Linked DNA regions of Homo sapiens: region 2 is linked to region 1. The links are chromatin contacts, found by Hi-C or POLR2A ChIA-PET in ENCODE. All regions are on one chromosome and are shown on one strand. Each heading gives the region's core, a stretch centred on a gene start or an enhancer-like site at or near the end of the contact. The rest is flanking DNA. Distances are from core to core; before and after follow the strand shown.

Region 1 (4,871 bases), core at 786-3,285:
AAGAACAATAACAGAGTTATTCACCTTTTAGGGTCGCAGTTTTCACCCTCGTGGTAACTAAATTATTCAGATGATTACCAAGATCATTTTGTTTCTAAAAGCTCATATGCAAGTTTAAGCCTCCTCCCCACTTTAGGAGGACTGGACTTCAGCTTAAAATTTGGACCCCACTACATGCCAGGCAGGCATTGTGCTAGGAGGGCTGGGAAAACAGCCATGAACAACAACAACAAAAAATGCTCCCAATCCAACAGGAATATGCCAGAAGAGCAAGAATAATTCTAAAAGAACAGGTAAAGCTTCCTGAAGGGCTAGCATTCTGGTTTTGCTTTGAATTACTAGTATAAGTCATAGTAAAGAACATACTCAAAAATTACAAATTTTTTTAAAAGCCTTCAACCAGGGAGCACACAGAACAGAAACTTCAGGACCTAAAGCAGGCCGATTCCTAACCCCGGGAGCTACGGACGAGATCAACTTCATCAATAAAGAAGTCCAGCAGCGCCAGCCGCCGTGTCTGGCTGGGCTCCTTGCGCTAAAGTAGTCCAGACCAGGAGGGAAAAATGTAAAACCAACATGGAGGAGGGGCTACTGACGAGTCGGTTCGGGAGCTAAAACCTCGTGGCTCTTTCCTCATGGCGCCAACCAGCCTTCCTGCTCTGCTCTCCCCAGCCGGGAGAAGCATCATCCTGCCTCTCCAAACCAGCACCCAGCACCCAGCTCTCAGGATCCCTTGAGGAACCCGTGCTCCAAATGAAGTTGGAGGGTGTTAAACGGTGGGAAAAACAAGTAGCCACATCTTAAAGGCTGTTAGGGGAGCAAAGAAAGAACCATCTGGGAGGACTCCACCCTTCTCCACCTGCAGAAAAAACCCCGGGTAAAGCTAGGAAGTCATTTCCCTTGTCTCTCCTTGCCTTGCGGATAAAACAAAGGAAACAGGCTCCTAAGAGGGTCAGACACCCATACGATGACCCCCTTCCGTGGATCCAAGACGCGTACGTCCTGGACACCGAAGAGCTTGGAGCCAGTACAACTTTCTCATTGAAGCCGACCACGTTTCCTCTTATAACCTTAAAAAACAGAAGCCCCTACTATTATCGTTTCATTGATGTCACGGCACCTATTTGGCTCTCAGACTTTTACCCGGAAACCCCTGTAATCCCCAGCCCTTGCGTGCAGCCCCACACTGGGCTCCCCTTCCCCGGGATGCCGCCTCGCGCGTTCCCGCCACCCTCGCCCTCTCGGCCGCGCTTCCCGGCTCGCTCCGCCCTCGGCACCAGGCTGCGCCGCGGGGCGAGCACGTCTGTGCCAGACCGGGGCTTGAGGGAGTCCATCGGGGGTTAGTGGGGGATCCTGCGGAAAGCCCTCTCCCCCGACACTGGAGTTGCAAAACAATAAGCATCCGCTTCCCTGCCCTTCCCCCATAGGACCCCGGCCACGAGTTATTAACGCGGGGGGAGAAAAGCCGGAGGAGCACTCCCGCCCTGCGATCGTGGCCGCGTACCCCCGGAACCCCCAAGGCCCGAGTCTTCGCCTGCCCCCGCCGCAGCGCCCCCAGGCCGCGCGGGGCGCACTCGGCGCTGGAGCGCGGCCGGGAGCGGAGGCGCGCGGGCCACGCGGTGGCTGCCGCAACTGACACGGCCCGCGGCCGCCGGCCACATGCGCCGCCCAGGGACAGAAGCCGGGAAGGGAGCGCGGCTCCGGGCCCCGCCGTACCTTGCCGCTAGCTGTTCCCCCGCTGACGCCTATAAGGAAGGGCTCGCCGCCGTTGGGCTGCTGGTGGTTCTGCAGGGTCTGCTCGCTGTCCCCGGCCATGGTTCGCGCCGCCCCTCCTCCCGCTGCCTGTGCGAACGGACGCACGCTCCCCGCCCGCGCCCGCGTCGGACTCCCTCCGCTTTCCGCAGCCGCCGCTGGGCGCTGCCGGGGCTGAGGCCGCTGTCGCTCGCCTGCGAGCCGCTCGGAGCCCGGTGACGGGGCTGGGTTTCCCGAAGGAGCCAAGAGCCTTCCTTTGCCCGCAGCGGCTGGTCCGGTTTACATCCCAGGCAGAGGTCAGCGTGATGCTGCTGCTCCAATCCGGGCGGGCAGCGCGCTGCTATTCGCCGAGGCGGAGGCGGCGAGGCGTCTGGCCCCAGCCTCCGCCCCTCCCGGGCCCCGCCGCCGCCCGAGGTCTCTGCGAAAGGTGTGAGCCCGACCTTCCCTCCCACCCGCCCGGTTAACCCTTTCTCCGACGCGCCCTAGTGGACCCTGGGGGAAAGAAACAGGCTGTTCTGTATTTTAATTTGGTATGCTACCACCTATTTTCAGAAGGGATAAAAAGCTTGAAGGAAATAATAGGCAGATTAGATAAGAAGGAATGGCCCAGGTTTGAGAAGCAAAATTTGAACAAGCTTGAAAGATTAGTGTGGAACGAAGAGTTAATGTCATTTACCCATTATCCAGGCTAAAAACTTGTGTTTCCAAAAAATGAGGGTTCTTTTTCCCTTCTCCCGTTCGCCAAGATAATATGTCAGCCGCTGGCTTTAGATATTTCCTGTCTTGGAAACCCCCCAGCGCCATCCTTTTTAGCAGGCCTGTCCTCGTGCGACTCTCTAGTGAAGGGCAATTTGAGGGGCTTATCTGAAGGGTGCCCTCCGTTGGAAAAGCAATTCCCTTCTAAACCACAGTATCTCATCCCATACACTGAGCTTCCTATGGAGTTAGGGTATCTGAAAACATACTGACATTTTGATCCATTAATATCTTCAATTGAACGGTTTTCCAGAGATTGGCAATCAGTCACTTAGAAAGGCAGTTTCAGACTCCACCTCTGGAGCCAGATTTCTGCATTCACATCCAGGTCCCTGAGCAAGTTACTTAATCTCTCTGTGCTTCAGTGTTCTTATCTGTTAAATGGGAATAATAATGGCAATTACATCCCAGGATTTTTGTGAGAATTAAATGAATTAGTGTATGTAAAGTTCTCAGAACAGTGCTGGTACAGTCTAGGCCCTGTATTAGTGTTTGAAGAGAAAAGGTTTCTAAAGCGCTGAAACTGGAAAGAAAAGTTTTGCTGGGACACACCTGAGAGAGGCAGGACTAGCCTAGTAACTTCCAGTCTCTTCTCCTGTGAACTTGGGACTAGTATCAATGAGCTGATGGGGCCTACAATCTAAAACAGAATTTACGTCAATAGCATTATCTTTTGAAACTTAGTAAATTACCTTAAATTGAAGATTATTTTGAAAAAAATAATTTTCTCTCAAGCCAGGGAAATCGAGGCTGCAGTGAGCCATGATCTCCCCACTGCACTCCAGCCTGGTCAGCAGAGCCAGAGCCTGTGTCAAAAAACAAAAACAAAAACAAAACAAAACAAAAAAAAGGATACCAGAGAAAACAAACTTTTTTCACTTTTAAATTAAAGTTGACACTTGAACAACACTGGTTCAAACTGTGAGGTTCACTTTTATGCAGCTTTTTTTTTAAACCAAGGGCAGATGGAAAACACAATATTTGTGCAGTTTCCTCAGGACTGACTGTGGGACTTCATGTGTGGATTTGGTTACATGTAGGCTGTCCTGGGACCAGTCCCTCCGCATATATCTAGGAATTACTGTATTTTATGTCACCATCTAACATCAAACTCGGTAGCAGCTCAGACAGGAGACAAAGATGGGGAGAGTGGCCACTACCTGGTACCCAGAAGCAGGCATTTGGGTGAAGTTTCCTAAAGGGGTGCCTTACCAAATAGCTATGGAGTGGGTGAGTTTTAGGTGGTCCTAGAGTTAGCCTCTTCTCCAAAAGGTCTTTTCTCTACTAGATAGATTTATTAGTCATCATGGACTTTTGTAGAACTCTTTATAGCCCATTGGAATTTGGAAGTTGAACCTACAGCTAAGGGTTAGCATGGGGATATTAGGTAGTTAAGGAGAAGAGGAGGAGGATAAAGGAATGCCAAAGGCCAGTGGGGTGGCTCATGCCTGTAATCCCAACATTTTGGGAGGCAGAAGAGTGAGGATCACTTGAGGCTAGGAGTTTGAGACCAGCCTGGGCAACATAATGAGACCCCCATCTCCACAAAAAGTACAAAAATTAACTGGGCATGGTAGTGCACACCTGTAGTCCCAGCTACACCAGAGGCTGAGGCAGGAGGATCACTTGAGCCCAGGAGTTCGAGGTTGCAGCTGTGATCATGCCATTGCACTCCTCTATCGACTTGTCTCTTAAAAAAAAAAAAAGAATGCCATGTCTTTCATAAACTTTTCTCAAATCTGCATCTTCCTTGTCATTCCTATAGTGTTTATTCCATAATATTTTATCATAAAAATTTTCGAGCACAGTTGAAAGATTTTACAGCAAACACCAGTATACCCACCACCTAGACTCTATCACTAACATCGTACTATATATATACTTGCTTTAAAACATAACTGGTCATCTACCCATCCCTCTATCCATCAAGGCATTTTTATTATAGGACTTACTTCCTTTTGCTTTGTTAATTTTAATTGACTTACTCCACACTGGCTTATACATTTCTTGTTTGGTTTGTTTTGTTTTGTTTTTAATTACTATATCCCCAACGCCTGGAACGGTTCTGGCACCTTGTAGGGCCTCAACAAATGAAAAGAGATAATGTCTCATTTCTACATCCCCCAGGCCCACTGAGCAGAATGATAAGCAAGTAGGAAGCATTTAATACATGATAAATGAATGAACAAATGAATGAATATGGAAGTAAGGACACCAACAAGTAAACTTAATTTCCGTCACTTTGGAAGGAAAGGCTTGTTCCCTTGATTGTATTAATGTGGTTACTATACTTATTTCTGAATGTTTTGTTTTCCTGGCATTCCAGAGTGACTGTCCCCATCTAATCTTAATGCATCTATTAC
Region 2 (4,402 bases), core at 879-3,378, 550 kb before region 1:
CCATGTAACCTTAATTAACAAACCCAAATCTAATAATCTCAGCAGAAGCAAAATATTGCGATGGGAATGACCCTGAGCTGATCAGAAGGATGAGAACCCAGGTCTGCTATTAACCAGCTCCCAGACCTTCTCTCTGCCATTTGCCCTCTACGCCTCATTTTCATTGTCTGCGAAGTGTGAATTTTGAAATGATCTTATAAAGTCTCCTCCAGTTCTAATATCCTATTTGGTGCTCCTGTGCACGTCTCAGGTGAACATAGATGTGAATTGTTCCTATGCCACTTTTCTGTGTGTTTGCTTACCCTTTTTCCTTTTCCTGTCAGTTACTCTAGATGTAGCCAGCTTGAAGGTAGACACTACAGCCCATGCTGATTTTGAAACATCCTCCGCAGGACACAGCCTCAGGGAGCTCTCAGTTGATATTGCTGGCAAATGGCAAACTATCTCTTTCCATCTCTAGCAAACTCAGGAACCCCACATTTATTCCTGCTAAGCATTTTCTCTGTGTTGCCTTATAGCTGATCCCACTATAGTCTAGTGGGTCTATGTTACAGACCCATCATGAGGTGAGAGACTCAGAGTTGTCCTGCCACCATTTTCAGAAAAAAAAGCTGCAATCCCACTGACAGACCTGCCTTTAAGAAGAGAGAGAGATGTGCTGAGCCCCATCTCAGAAGAGCAGCTCACTCCTCATTGGCAGAACTGGTTGTTGGTAATATCACTAATGTCAAAAGTAGTGGCCATATGTAGAATCACAGCATATCTGTATTGGAAGTGCTCACATAGTCCCTTTTCCCCTTAGGAGGAAACCGAGGCCCTGAGGTGGAAGTGACATGCTTAAGTTCATCTATTTATCCCTTCCTCGACTTTCCATTACTCTAGGAGTTTGAATGCAAGTACAGAGAGAAAATGTGGAAGCGTCAGACACTGCAGACAAGGACAGCTATTTGAAGAGCCTTACTCCGGCCTATCTTTGTTAGGATGCTGAGGCATTATATTACAAGGTTGACAGCACAGAAAAATTATCAGACACAAACTGAGTGAATTTTGATGGGACAAGTGCCATGAAGAACATCAGGGAAAACTGCCCAAATGTAATATGCTATAGAAATATTATACACAATAGAATATTCTCACTGGTTATATGCAGATATAGCAGAGAAATATTACAGTCTCAAGGGTCTAGAAGCTGAACATGAGTCAGCAGCACTGCGATATTGTTTAATACAGCAGAAATGGGATTCGGAAGCAGACAGGGATGGAACATTCTACTCAGCACATTTGAGTGCTCTCGCTCTTTTTTATTATTCTCTAATTGTATCTTTTGTGTAAGTCTTGTCTCCCCAATGAGATTAAAGACTCCCGAAGGACACAGGCCTTGATTCGTCCTTTGTATCTTTTTACCACCAACAAGAAAATATATGTTAGAGAAAGAGAGAGAACTTGGAATCTAAGAGGAGGCCGACGGTGTTTTGAAATTCTATAATTTCAGAGGGAATTTGCTTAAAAGATATGAGCAAAGAGAAATGAAACTAAAATTAAGAGGTGTCTTGATGTCAGCCTAGAAAAGAGATGACTGAAAGAACACACAATGACAGTAATGGCTACCATTTATTGAGTGCCTGTTAAGCTACAGTCAATGAATATCCATTATCTCTAATTTTTACAATGACCCTGCAGGGTAGCTTTTAGTAGCCCCATGTCACAGTCAAGAAAACTAAGAGAACTTAAATAATGCTGCTCATGATTATAAAACTACCAAGTGACCGAGCTAGAGTTAGGGCCAGGGCCGCCTGGTTGTGAACTCCAAGTCCTTTCCATGGGCCCATTTGCCATCCTGAGAACAGAGAACAGGTTCTATCTCTGTTGGAGCCAAGAAATAGACCTTACATAGCAAGAGGAACTTCAGGCCTATGGGAGAAATAGCTTTCAAGCCAGGAGGATGGTCACTGAGAGCTCCATATCTCAGCCTCGCAGCTGTGGAGGCTGACATGTGGGCATATGGAGTCCAGTGCAGAGGGATCTACAGGACCTTCTGGGGCTCAGGCAACTCTTCCTGAAGTCCTAGCGTCATAGGAACATGCAAACCCTAGCTGCCCTGGAGGTGGTCCAGTTCTGTTTCTATTTGTGTCCTTTCCATGTCACTTTGGCTGACTCATCCTCCTCCTCTCCACAAGGGAGCTCAATCACTGTCCTTGTCATAATGAAACAAGAGATCTTAAAACAAGCTTTCCTCACTAGAAGTTGCAGGAAAAAGATCCCTGTTACAGCAAAAAAAAGAGTAAAAAGAGACTGAACAAAATGTTAAGTATTGAATTTAGAGGGTTTGGTTTTTTAATGTCCCCTTAGACTTCTCTGATTTTTCCACAGTCTCAAAATCAAAATGCTCGTCTTTCAAACTAGGCAAAATATTACATATATTTAAAATAATGTAAAAATTTAGGAATAAAATACCTACACAAGTTTTAAGGAAAATACTGAAAGTTATTATGTTCAATTACAACCTTTTCTGGTACTTCCCACTGGTGAATAATCTTATGTTTTCATTCTACTCTTGTGATCTGAAACATGTTCCTCCCATGCCATAAATTAAAACGAATGAGCAAACATATAAAGGCATTTTTTTAAATGTCAACAAAGTGCACATGCTATAAAGTTGACTAACATCAATAGCATTTGAAATAAACAGTTAACAAACTGGTGGTCACAGAGATAACATGTCAGGCAAAGGTGATTCCTCCCCCAAGGAATTTGAGCCAGGCTAGCCAGAAACCTCAGCACACTCAGGAAAGCAGTCTGGGGTTCTATTTGACTGTGATGCTGGGAACTCCCAGGGCAGAAATATCCCACTCTATACTGTCAGTGCTAGGCAGAGAGCAACTCTCCAGGCAACGCAAGATGCATTGACAGCCAAATGGGGACGTTTAGACTTCTTTCATTTCTCTCACTTTGCAGGTATTCATAGCCGGTCTCAAAAGGATCTTTTCAAATAGAAGCACCTTCTCATTCCACTATACCAAAATATCCTGGAAGATGTTTTCGAGAAAGGAAATAGGTGCTCCTCAGAGCCAGCAGACCTGAGGGGAGAGTGATAAATAACTCATTGGTTGGTTCTCCTAGACAGAGATCATAGGTCATAAATTCATAGAGAATTGTCACTGAACAGGATCTTAGACCAGAAATTCTCAAATGTGAATGTTATAGGAATCATCTGCGGATCTTCCAATGCAGATTCTGACTCGGTACCTTGGAGATGAGACCTGAGATGCTGTGTTCTATCACGCCTCCAGTTCATGTTGATGCTGCTAGTCTAAGGACCACATTTTGAGTATGCTCAACTTTACTTATAATAGGAGAACTGCAATTAAAACCATAAGGCTAAATGCCATTTTTCACCATTTTGTCACCACCATATACACTTCACCAATGTATAAGACACTTACAACTGTTGATAAAAATATGGATTAACTGGATCCCACATACACTGCTGATGAAAATATAAAATGTTGCAGTCACTTTGTACAATACTTTGGCAGTTTCTTAAAATGTTAAAATATAAATTGAGTTATCCCTATGTCCTCATTTCTAGAATAACTGACGTAGACCTTTCCCTGGAATAAATACGATTCAGCCAGATATTTTCTATGAGGTTAACTAGAAGTAGCTGTGGTATAATGAAAAGAGGCCTTATTTTGTCAGAAGTCCTAGATATGACTCATAGTTAATCTTTCTGAGTCTCTCTGAGCGTCAGTTTCCTCTTCTGTAAAAAGAGGTCAATAAAACATACCTGACAGAGTTTTGGGGAGATTCAATGTAATTATAGACTGTAAATTGCAGGAACCCAAACAAGTGAAAGTTATTTTGTATCCCGAGATTTACTGAGTGGTGATTCAGTGTACCTGGAAGCCCTGGAGGGGAGGAGGCAAAAGTGGAAAGTATGATACACAATATGGTTTTTACAGTCTGGTCAGGGAGATGAAGCAAGTACAGGCAGAAGGCCCTAAGGCTTTTGCTATTTTAAAAGAATATGGTGTGAACTAGTTATTTAATTACTAAAGAGATTCAAAGAAACAACTTGTTGGAGTTGAATGGAAATAACCTGTGTGAAAACTGGCAGGAAGTTAGTATTGAGCTGGGGCATGAAAGAAATGGGGAGGAGGGGTGGATTGATAGAGAGATGAACAAATTGCTTAAGCAATCTAAGTTATTCTCTCTCTCATCTGTAAAATTGAAATTAAAATAAAACTTCACAGGGCTCTTTTGAGGATTAAATGAGATGATATATTTACAAGTTTAGCACAGTATCTTAACACACACTAAGTACTCGCTGCTTGAATTTTTTAATCTTTACTTTTTTTTATTGGAATGGTTGATATAAATCCATGATTCAAAAAGCCAAACC

The links. Hi-C counts contacts between places; a loop is a spot of excess contacts on that map. ChIA-PET counts read pairs that join two places held with the same protein, here RNA polymerase II (POLR2A). Pooled maps may share reads with other maps.
Region 2: a loop to region 1 is called in a pooled map of psoas muscle, with 4 times the contacts of the local background. The contact joins the enhancer-like site here to the promoter of UCK2 in region 1. A Hi-C loop is called at or near these places in 1 of 168 maps with a recorded cell type or tissue (gastrocnemius medialis), 1 of 37 single-sample maps with no recorded cell type and 2 of 50 pooled maps. POLR2A ChIA-PET finds 5 or more read pairs at or near these places in 1 of 52 experiments (activated T-cell).

Annotation. Positions count from the first base shown.
Region 1 is chr1:165,824,778-165,829,648 of GRCh38, reverse strand. It overlaps UCK2 (uridine-cytidine kinase 2), which reads right to left and starts at 2,035. Exons shown (of 7, transcript NM_012474.5): 1 at 1,717-2,035. The coding sequence starts at 1,815. RefSeq lists silencers at 1,147-1,376, 1,437-1,916, 1,997-2,246 and an enhancer at 1,128-1,681.
Region 2 is chr1:166,377,382-166,381,783 of GRCh38, reverse strand. No RefSeq gene overlaps it. Among named protein-coding and RNA genes, the nearest start is that of LINC01675, 110 kb to the left of the region's middle. Within about 2 kb of position 2,128, at least 5 of the 41 ENCODE cell types and tissues checked have a DNase peak (open chromatin) inside an H3K27ac peak, as active enhancers do; they include gastrocnemius medialis, where a contact is called at or near this core.